Linked DNA regions of Homo sapiens: region 2 is linked to region 1. Evidence: chromatin loops called from intact Hi-C (ENCODE). Cell type or tissue: Calu3. All regions are shown on one strand. Each heading gives the region's core, and the rest is flanking DNA. Links, peaks and the distances in the headings are about the cores only.

Region 1 (4,374 bases), core at 141-4,140:
TGAGCCACCATGCCAGGCCTGAAATGATTAACGGTGTTCAGGAAGAAACTGAGACTCAGAGAGATGAAGGCAATGGGGTCACCTGTGGGTAACGACCAGACCCCTAGTTCAAACCCAGTCTGGTCCATCTGACTGCAAACTCCACGTGCCTTTCTCTCTGCCTTGCTGCCTTCGAAAGGGCAAACGTGAACCATTCCCAGGTACACCCAAGCGCACATTTTTACATGTTTTCTTTATTACTTTTATTTTATGTTATTTTATTTTTTTGAGACAGAGTCTCACTCTGTTGCCCAGGCTGGGGTGCAGTGGTACCATCTCAGCTCACCAAAACCTCCACCTCCTGGGTTCAAGTGATTCTCCTGCCTCAGCCTCCCAAGTAGCTGGGATTACAGGCGCCTGGCACGATGCCCGGCTAATTTTTGTATTTTTAATAGAGATTAGGTTTCATGACATTGGCCAGGCCGGTCTCAAACTCCTGAGCTCAGGCAGTCTGCCCTCCTCGGCCTCCCAAAGTGCTGGGATTATAGGCATGAGCCACTGAACCCAGCCACCTTTTACTAAACAGAGAAATAAGGATTCTCAAGCTGAAAATATGTATCAAGTCTGAAATCAAAGAGAGTTTTAGTTACTATCTACTTTTTCCTGGAAGCTCCATCAAATGTAGCAGAAAGAATATCTAGAGAGGAAGAAGAAAATTCAGCATTGTCACCTTTCCCAAATCTTTCATTTCAGGAGAGAGAGAGGCACATGGCTCCAAACAATTCTGTGAAAAAGCCTCTGCGTCCTGCGTGTTGAGCCATTTGCAGGACATCCCAATGCCCAGCAGTGAACTCTGCCAGCTAATTTTAAACACAACCCTGAGCCGCTGCTGCAGCCCCTCCATGGCTCTCAATCGGATTGTGAGGGCAGCGCCTGGGACTTGCCGGACTCTCTGTCCTCCGGGCTCTTTCAGGACCCGTCCCCTTCAATCTCTCCGTGCCCCCTTCTCATACTCATGGGTCCCTCCAGTCCTCGTAGGGTCTCCTTCCTACATTTCCGTCAAACTTCTCGAAATCACATCCGCTACCTGCAGCTTCTCACCGTCCCCCTGCACTCTGCCTCTTGCCATCTGGTGTCCACCTAGAACTCAGTAGAAATTGCTGGGGAGGGAAGAGATGGGAAGGACATCTTCTTTCAAGAGCCAGTTCCTCCTCCACCATCTGGACACACCCAGGGTGCTTGACACCTGGAGGATAAACATCTTCCAGCCTGGACTCCCAGGACTCCAGGACCATGAGCTTCCTGCTGGGGCAGCCAGAGGCCCAGCTGTCCAGACCCAGGGGTCTTCTTCAGGCAGGTCAAGAAGCAAAGGGGAGGATGAAGAACAGGAGGTGGGAGGCGGGTCACCTCTGGTTGGAGCTGTGCCAAGTGGCCTAAAGGACAGACTTTTCTTCCAGCTCCCCTGAGACCCCTGTTCAGCACTGTCACCTGAAGACTTGGCTGTGCACTGCTGATGGCCCCCTGCGCCATCTTGTTTCTCTCTGAGGTGCCCCAGCAACTCTGCAAATGACCCAGCAGGACCAACTTCCTGGTCCCAAGGCTGTTGGATGGAGCTTAGGAGAGAGGGTAGATGGAGCATCGCTCATCTGGACACCTCAGAAGGGGCAGACAGCAGCACGCAGAGTGCCAAAGGGGAAGAGATGCGGAGCAAAGAACTGGAAACTTCTCAGGTGTGTGTACTTGGGGGCACGGAGGGGGAATGAGTGTCCCGGTGGGAGAGAAGGCAAAAGAAGGTGCCCATCTGAAGAAGGGGCATGTGTTGCCAAAATCTGAGGGTGAGAACAACACCAGGGCCAGTGGGTGAAAACGGGAGGGCATGGGCCTTCTTAGAGCACTGGTTGTAGAGTTCTAGGTGGACTCCAGGCTACAGGGCACTACAGATGAGGAGGTGGTGAGAAGCTTTAAGCAGCAGATGCTATTTTGAGAAGTTTGGCCAGGAAGGGGAGGAAGGAGACAGTGTGAGACAGAGTCGGAGCAGATGGAATGGCGTGGCTCCAGGGCAGCGCCCACCGCCTGCAGGTGTCGTATCCCAAGGCTGGTGACCCTCCGAGGCAGCTTGACCAAGCCAGCCCTTTAGGAGCTGGAGTGGTGGAGGGCCGCAGTGAGGATGACTTCATAATTCACTCCTCAGAGAGGCCACGTGAGAGGAGGAAGTACAGCTGGGCGAGGCCCTCGGACATTCAGGTTCCAGGCCATTCACCCCATTGCTGCCCCAACCTGGACAAACTTCCAGGCCGAAGGGGAACAGCAGCCGCAGCTCCCTGCTAGGGGATTTCCCCGGGTGACCGCAGGGCTGGGGAGCATTACACGGCCACTCAATGGCAGAACAGATGACTCCTTTAGGAGAGCTGCCTCCAGAACCTTCCAGGCCAGGATCTGCCTGCCAGCTGTCCCCCTCCGGGAGGCTGGAGGAGCCGGGCCAGGCCACATTTGTGGAGCCCGAAGGCCCGTGTGGCGCTTCTCCTATTCTGTAGAGTGGTAGTTTGTTTTGTTTTCATTTTTTTTTTTAGTTTATTTTCTTACTTTTAAGGCAAAAGTTAAAACTGCCTACATTAAATTCTGGTTAAAATTCAACATGCTGCCTGCCACGTGTCTCTGTGTCTGGGCGGCTCAAGCCACTGCTCCCTGGGCGGTCCTACTGCAGCCTTTGCCTGCTAGTGCTCCTCTGGCCCACACCTTGCAAACCCGGGTGATGAAGGCTCATTCTGGCCCCCATGGTGGTGACCCCAAAGCTGAGTCCCTGGCCCTCCCTTGTCTGTGTTATTTTGGGGGCAGTGATGATGCCTCATGGTTGATGGTGATGCTATCATGGGTCATGCTTCTTTCTCTCCTCTGACTGTGATCTTGGCCTGAGCAGACCAATCCAATGGTGCTCTTAATCTGTGAGGGTGTGTGTGTGTGTGTGTGTGTGTGTGTGTGTGTGTGTCTGTGTGTGTGTGTGTGAGAGAGAGAGAGAGAGAGCGCAACAGAGTGCGCACCAGCCGTCCATCCCCCTGCAAGTCAGGCAAGTGATCCTGCCCCAGGTGGGGAGAAAGCTGGGGTCCCCTCCACACTGCTCTAGGGCCATAGAGGCAGGCTTCAGGCACATCCAATGGTGCAGGTGTGCTGGCCTTGGGAGTCGACACACGACAGGCACTCTGTGCTGATGGAGAATCCTGCAAAATGTGGCACTCCTCAAATATCCCCAAACATGGCAGAATCTGGTAAAGCGAGGATAAAGGGGCTGGAGCAGGTTGGAGCAGAGAGGAAGGGAGCAGGAAGCCCTAGTGGAGCCCGGTTCTGCCTCAGTGCTGGGACCTAGGGAAGCACATGGCCTTTCTAAAGCCTCGGTTTCTCAGTTTCTCCACATGTAAAATGAGAGAATCAAACCAGAGGATCTCTAAAGCCCACCTACCTAGAGACTCTGCAGGGGACTAGTCACCTGACCCTGCCAGCAGGACACTGCTACCTGGGCCCCTGAGCCACTGCTGACTGCCGGGGAGGCTCTCTGCCTTGAGACTGGATGAGCCCTCATGGTGACAGCTCACTGATGACCATAAAGTGTTCCAGGAAAGAAACAATAAATGAGATGTCCCTGTTTATCAGAGCCATTACTGAGCTGTGTGGCAGATTTCAGGTCAGTAGAGAAGTGACTTTTGCCCAGAGGAGGTCGGCCAGAAGGGACCCAGAGGACACACCCGGCTGTTAGAGGAAGGAGCTGCAGGGAGAAGTGCCCACACCCACAAGGTTTAACAAAGTGTGACCCACCCCTGCAACAATTTTCCTGGGAGCTGATTTAAAATGCAGATGCCCGGGCCCTGCCTCAGACCCACTGATGCAGCGTCTGCGCAGGTAGGACCAGGGAATCAGCATTTTACACCAAGCGTGCCGGGGGTTTTCACGCATATGAAAGTGTGGAAAACCCTGAGAGGCTGGGCAGCAGTTTGATTCTAGAAGGGAGTGCTTTAATTCCTCCAAAGTTCGCCAGCTTTTATTTTAGTGATAAGGTCTCACGGAAGTCGACTTGGAGATGCCCTTGTTTAGACAGCTGGGTTAATGAGCGCCTTGCTTTTTGTGCTCACATAAATAACCCTTTTCCTGTTCACTGCCTTCTGGACTTACAGCATCACCGTCTTGTTCCCTAGGCATTCACATTGGCAACTCCTGTTCCAAGAATAATTATTTATGACAGATTTCAATTTTCGGGGCAGGGATGGTGTCTTACTCATCCTGGGCTTCAGGACATCTGTGTAACAGACGCTCCAGGTAATGCTTGTTGAAATGAACTAAAATGAAATGCTTGAATGAAGGTCACTAGGCTTTCAAGGAAGCCCCATACAATCACCTTATCGTCCA
Region 2 (4,374 bases), core at 231-4,230, 54 kb after region 1:
TATGTATATATTTATATGTATTTATAATATATAAGATATTTATAATATTTATAAATAATATATAGAAATATAGATGTGTGTATATACATGTGTGTGCATATGTATATGTGTGTATATATTTGTATTTCTCCTATTGTTTCTGTTTCTCTGGAGAACCCTGATTATTAATATAAAAGGAAAAATAAATGGTGAATGAACAACCACTCCAAGAGGCCTGAGTCTGCGGCAGCACTTACTCCCTGGTTTCTGGGTGGAATTAGTAGGCACCAAACACACTGTCAAGACAGAAATAAGTGAGTTGCCGCTGAAAGACAACTGCACCTGCCCTATGTGCTGGAGAGGGTCTTTGAGGGTTTCCCACTGGGGCAGAGCGCAGGGCAGTGTGGGGGATGGGGAGGGCTGGGGCATATTGGGGACAATCCCTGTTGTGGGTGCCACCAGCAGACCACAAAAGGTGCCAAAGGAGGGAGTGAGAGGGAAGGGTTTACTAGGAAAGTCCTGCCCCACAGGAGGCTTCCGGGAGAGCTTCCCAGGAAGGGAGCAGTGAGCCAAGGCAGCCTGGGATGGGACTGAATGGGGCTTTTTTCTGCTTCCACCTCATTTTAAAGCAAATCATGTTGATTTGTATATTATGCAGGGGAGGAGAAAACATGCTTCCCCTCTACCCTTCTAGTTCGTTCAGCTAGTCTACAAATTAAATTGGCATCAAATAGATGAACAGGAGAAAAGCTGTTTTAATGTATGTACTCACAGATGGGAATCCCACAAGAATATGAGACTTAAAGAACAGGCCAGGTGAGTGAGGGGTCCAGTGCGAGGGCTCACACCTGTAATCCCAGCACTTTGGGAGGCCAAGGCAGGTGGATCGCTTGAGCCCAGATTGGAGACCAGTCTGGGCAACATAGGGAGACCCCCATCTCTACAAAAAATTAAATTAGCTGGGCGTGGTGGCACACGCCTCTAGTCCCAGCTACTCGGGAGGCTGAGGTGGGAGGATTACTTGTGCCCTGGGAGGTTGAAGCTGCCATGAGCCATGATTGAGCCACTGCACTCCAACCTGGGCAACAGAGTGAGACCCCTTCTGGGGGAAAAAAAAACACACGAAAAAAAAAAGGTGCAGCAGCCCGATGATTGAGGCTTATCTGTCACTCTGAGTGACAGAAAGAAATGGGGGTTTGAGGCTTCTGGGGAGCGGTGGAGGAGTGAGGGGAGCGTGAGGAGAGGAGGTGTCTGGTGAACGCAGGTTGCCGTGTGAGGCAGATAAAAGTTTCCCAGGTGATAAAAGTTGTCCGGGAACAGCTCTCTTCCTGGTACAGATCTGCTGACTAACAAACATTTCCTTTATAGGTGCAAATTTCCTTTACAAAAGGGCATTTTCTCAGAGGTACTCTGGTGTCTGCAGTTCCTCAACATAACCAGTTCCAAATCATCAATGTGCCAAAGAGGACTATGTTGGGGTAGCAGATTCTGGTCTCCTCCAGTCCTACTTGGGGTGATGAATTCTGGTCTACGGTCCTATTAAATTCTGGTGAATTCTGAGCCCCCACAATTGCAAACATTAGAAAGAACCTCTCAAGTGCCCGGGAACAGCCACGTCTTCCTGGCTGAGGTGTGTCCCACCACTTCCTCACTCCCGCCCTGGCCGGTGGTGCCGAGAGACCTGGGACCATCCGGGGGAGCACTTTCCACCGGACGCTGGTGGGGGCCAAGAAATGCCAGCCTAGGCGGACTGGGGAGGGTCTTGGGCGTCCGGCGCTGTGTCCCCGCCACTCGTGCTTGGGCCAGCAGTCCCCAAGGCCTACCCTGGGTCCTTGCCCAGAGGCTACAGTGGGTTCCCCGGAGGCCAAGACGGGGCCGGCCGCCTACAGGAGCTCGTGAGGTAGCAGCTCCGGGGGCTCACCCAGGACTCCAGGAGCGCTCCCCAGAATCCCCTTCCTTAACCCAAACTCGAGCCCTCGGGCAGCGCTGCGCCGCGGACCGGAGAGGGGCAGGTTGGCCGCTGTGGCCGGGCCCGGGAAGCGCCCCAGAGTCCCTTATGGGTCCCTCCGCAGCCGGGGTTGAGCCAGGCAGGGAACCCGTCCCGGACTTCCCTTGGGAAACGCCTCCTCCCGCCGCCCCCGCCCCCGCCCGCCCAGGGTGACCCGCGACCCGCTTGGGGGTGTCGCCCTGGACCCTGGGACACCGCCTCCTGAGATTAAAGCGAGAGCCAGGGCGGGCCGGGCCGAGTAGGCGCGAGCTAAGCAGGAGGCGGAGGCGGAGGCGGAGGGCGAGGGGCGGGGAGCGCCGCCTGGAGCGCGGCAGGTGAGCGGCGCCGGTACCAGGGTCCCGGCTCGGGGTCCGGGCTGGGGAGGGGAACCTGGGCGCCTGGGACCCGCCGATGCCCCCTGCCCCGCCCGGAGGTGAAAGCGGGTGTGAGGAGCGCGGCGCGGCAGGTGAGTGCGCCCGAGGGTCGAGCGCTGGGGCCAGCCGGGCAGGGCGCCTCCCGGGGTGCTGGGAGAGTGCTGGGCGCCTGGGACCCCTTGCGCACGGCCGAGAGCCCTCGCCGCCCCTGTTGGCTTGGCATCGCGAGGTTGGGGCAGGTGGTCCTGCGAGTCCCTAGCCAGTTGGTGGAAGAGAGTCCCCCGGGGTCCCCAAAGCTGGCTCCTAGTCCGCCTGCCCTCCACGGCCCCCGCCTGGGAGCACCGGTGCGCCTTTTCTCTTTGGGGAGGAGGACTGGGAGTGCTGTCGGTTGGCTTCTTTGTTTGGGGGAAATCTCTGCAGTCCCGCAGTGTTACCTGAACTCCTTCTGCTTCTTGGTTCCCTACTGAGGTAGGGAGAAACTGGAAACTCGCTGAGATGCCGGGAACGATACGGCCGGCGCGGCGGGGACCGCTGGGCCAGGCTGCTGGAGGGCCCCCGGGCGAGGTGCGAACGGCCAGTCAGTCTCGGGGAGGGACTGCTCGCGACTCAGGCCCCGTTGCGGCGACCCGCTGGCGGCGATCAGGGCCGGGGCCTCCTGGACACCCGGCACCGGCAGGAACCCGCCCGGGAGGAGCCGGTCTGGCTCCTCCGCTTGCGCTCCGTGCCGGGTTGGGGGGAAGGCGGGGCACCTGGGCGCTTCGGTCCACCTCATCCTGTCCTGCCCGGCTCGGCACAGTGGCACCCTGAGTGGTCAAGTGCTCCAGTCTGGCAGTGGGCGCTCTGCTCGAGCACGGGTCCAGCTGAAAAACTGCCCCATGTCCAGAAAGTTTGTGCGCCGAGAGCCCTGAGCGCTTGTGGCAGAGGAGGGCCTTCGCCCGCTCCGCCGTAGAGCACAGCGCGGTGGCCCTGAATCCTGTTCAGAACGCCCTGGTGGCAGCCCTAATCACGAGGAATCCTGGTGGCTTGTTTGGGAAGGAAAGGATAGCACGGCGGCCCGAGGTGAGCCCTGTGGGCAGGGAGCACCCAGGGCTCGCCTTCGAGGCTGCGCAGCCCTTCCCTCCGTGCGAACCTGTGCAGTGGTCCCGCGGGAAAGATGAGCGCATCGCGCCCAAGGCAATGCCTGACCTCACGGAGCTCCCAGCCGCGAGAACCTCCCGAATCATGGAAAATTACAAAGGCTACGCAGCCCAGTTACAAGGCATTTGGAAAACCTAAAGTGAGACTAAGTTTGTTGACCTGTCCCAGGAGATCTGGGAAGGTACTCCAGGAAGTGGGGATGCAGCCAGCCTCCCCTGAAGGAAGGATGGGGGTTGGGAGTGTGGCAGGGAGAGTTTACCAGCGCAAAGGGCCTTGGGGACGCAAGTAGCTAAGTCAGTCCTGGCTCCTGAGCTGCTGCTGTGAAGGGAGGACCTGGTGGGCTAGGTAACCGGGAGCTCCCCCAGAAAGTCACTGGAGGTTGCTCAGGACTTCCCCACCTTTACTGAGTGCTTTTGAAGAAGTAGGACCTGCCCTGCTCCGCTACAGAACTACTGGACAGGTGAGGTTAGAATGAAACCTAGCAACACCCTCGGGTAAGGACACACTAGGCTGGAGAGTTCGGGGTGCAACCTACGGGCTGAGACCTCTGCCTGGAGATGGCCATCTACACCTCGGCCTCTGGTTATTTTTAATTATCAGCTGGTGAGCTGGCTGGGCTTTTGTTCTCTGCTTGGACATTTGTTTGGTCCCCAGCAGCTTCCCTTATTCCCACCAGCCAAGGACAACCTTCTAACAACAAGCTTGTGCTGTTGCTGGAGCCTCAGGCAGGGCCTCCCAGGTTGCTAGGTGCTGGCCTGCCTGGCACCGTTGGCCACTCTATCTTGAACTCAAGTCACCTTAATTGTAGGAGTATATTTGGCTGCACTGGCATTATAATAATAACCACAGACATTGATGTGGCACTTTTTTCAGCCAGGCATCATTGCAAACCCTTTA

Evidence for each region. A loop is a pair of places that touch in the nucleus more often than their neighbours do. Peaks named below come from ENCODE experiments on the same cell type or tissue, not always from the same donor. Only the 100,000 strongest peaks of a DNase experiment are listed, where the experiment ranks them.
Region 2: it touches region 1 in a loop (2.4-fold over the local background); 3 of 110 quality-filtered maps call a loop at or near these places.

What each region holds. Positions count from the first base shown.
Region 1 is chr21:41,560,242-41,564,615 of GRCh38, reverse strand. LOC105372809 (a long non-coding RNA gene) reads left to right here. Exons shown (of 5, transcript XR_937738.1): 2 at 733-1,709; 3 at 4,164-4,284. Among named protein-coding and RNA genes, the nearest start is that of PCSEAT, 18 kb to the left of the region's middle. RefSeq lists enhancers at 1,528-2,028, 2,029-2,529, 4,265-4,374. In Calu3, for the core only: no CTCF peak of the experiment used is centred there; a DNase peak (open chromatin) is centred at 2,285.
Region 2 is chr21:41,506,008-41,510,381 of GRCh38, reverse strand. It overlaps TMPRSS2 (transmembrane serine protease 2), which reads left to right and starts at 2,224. Exons shown (of 14, transcript NM_005656.4): 1 at 2,224-2,301. RefSeq lists a cis regulatory region at 2,106-2,132, an enhancer at 1,247-2,254 and a promoter at 1,734-3,127. In Calu3, for the core only: no CTCF peak of the experiment used is centred there; DNase peaks (open chromatin) are centred at 2,201 and 3,161.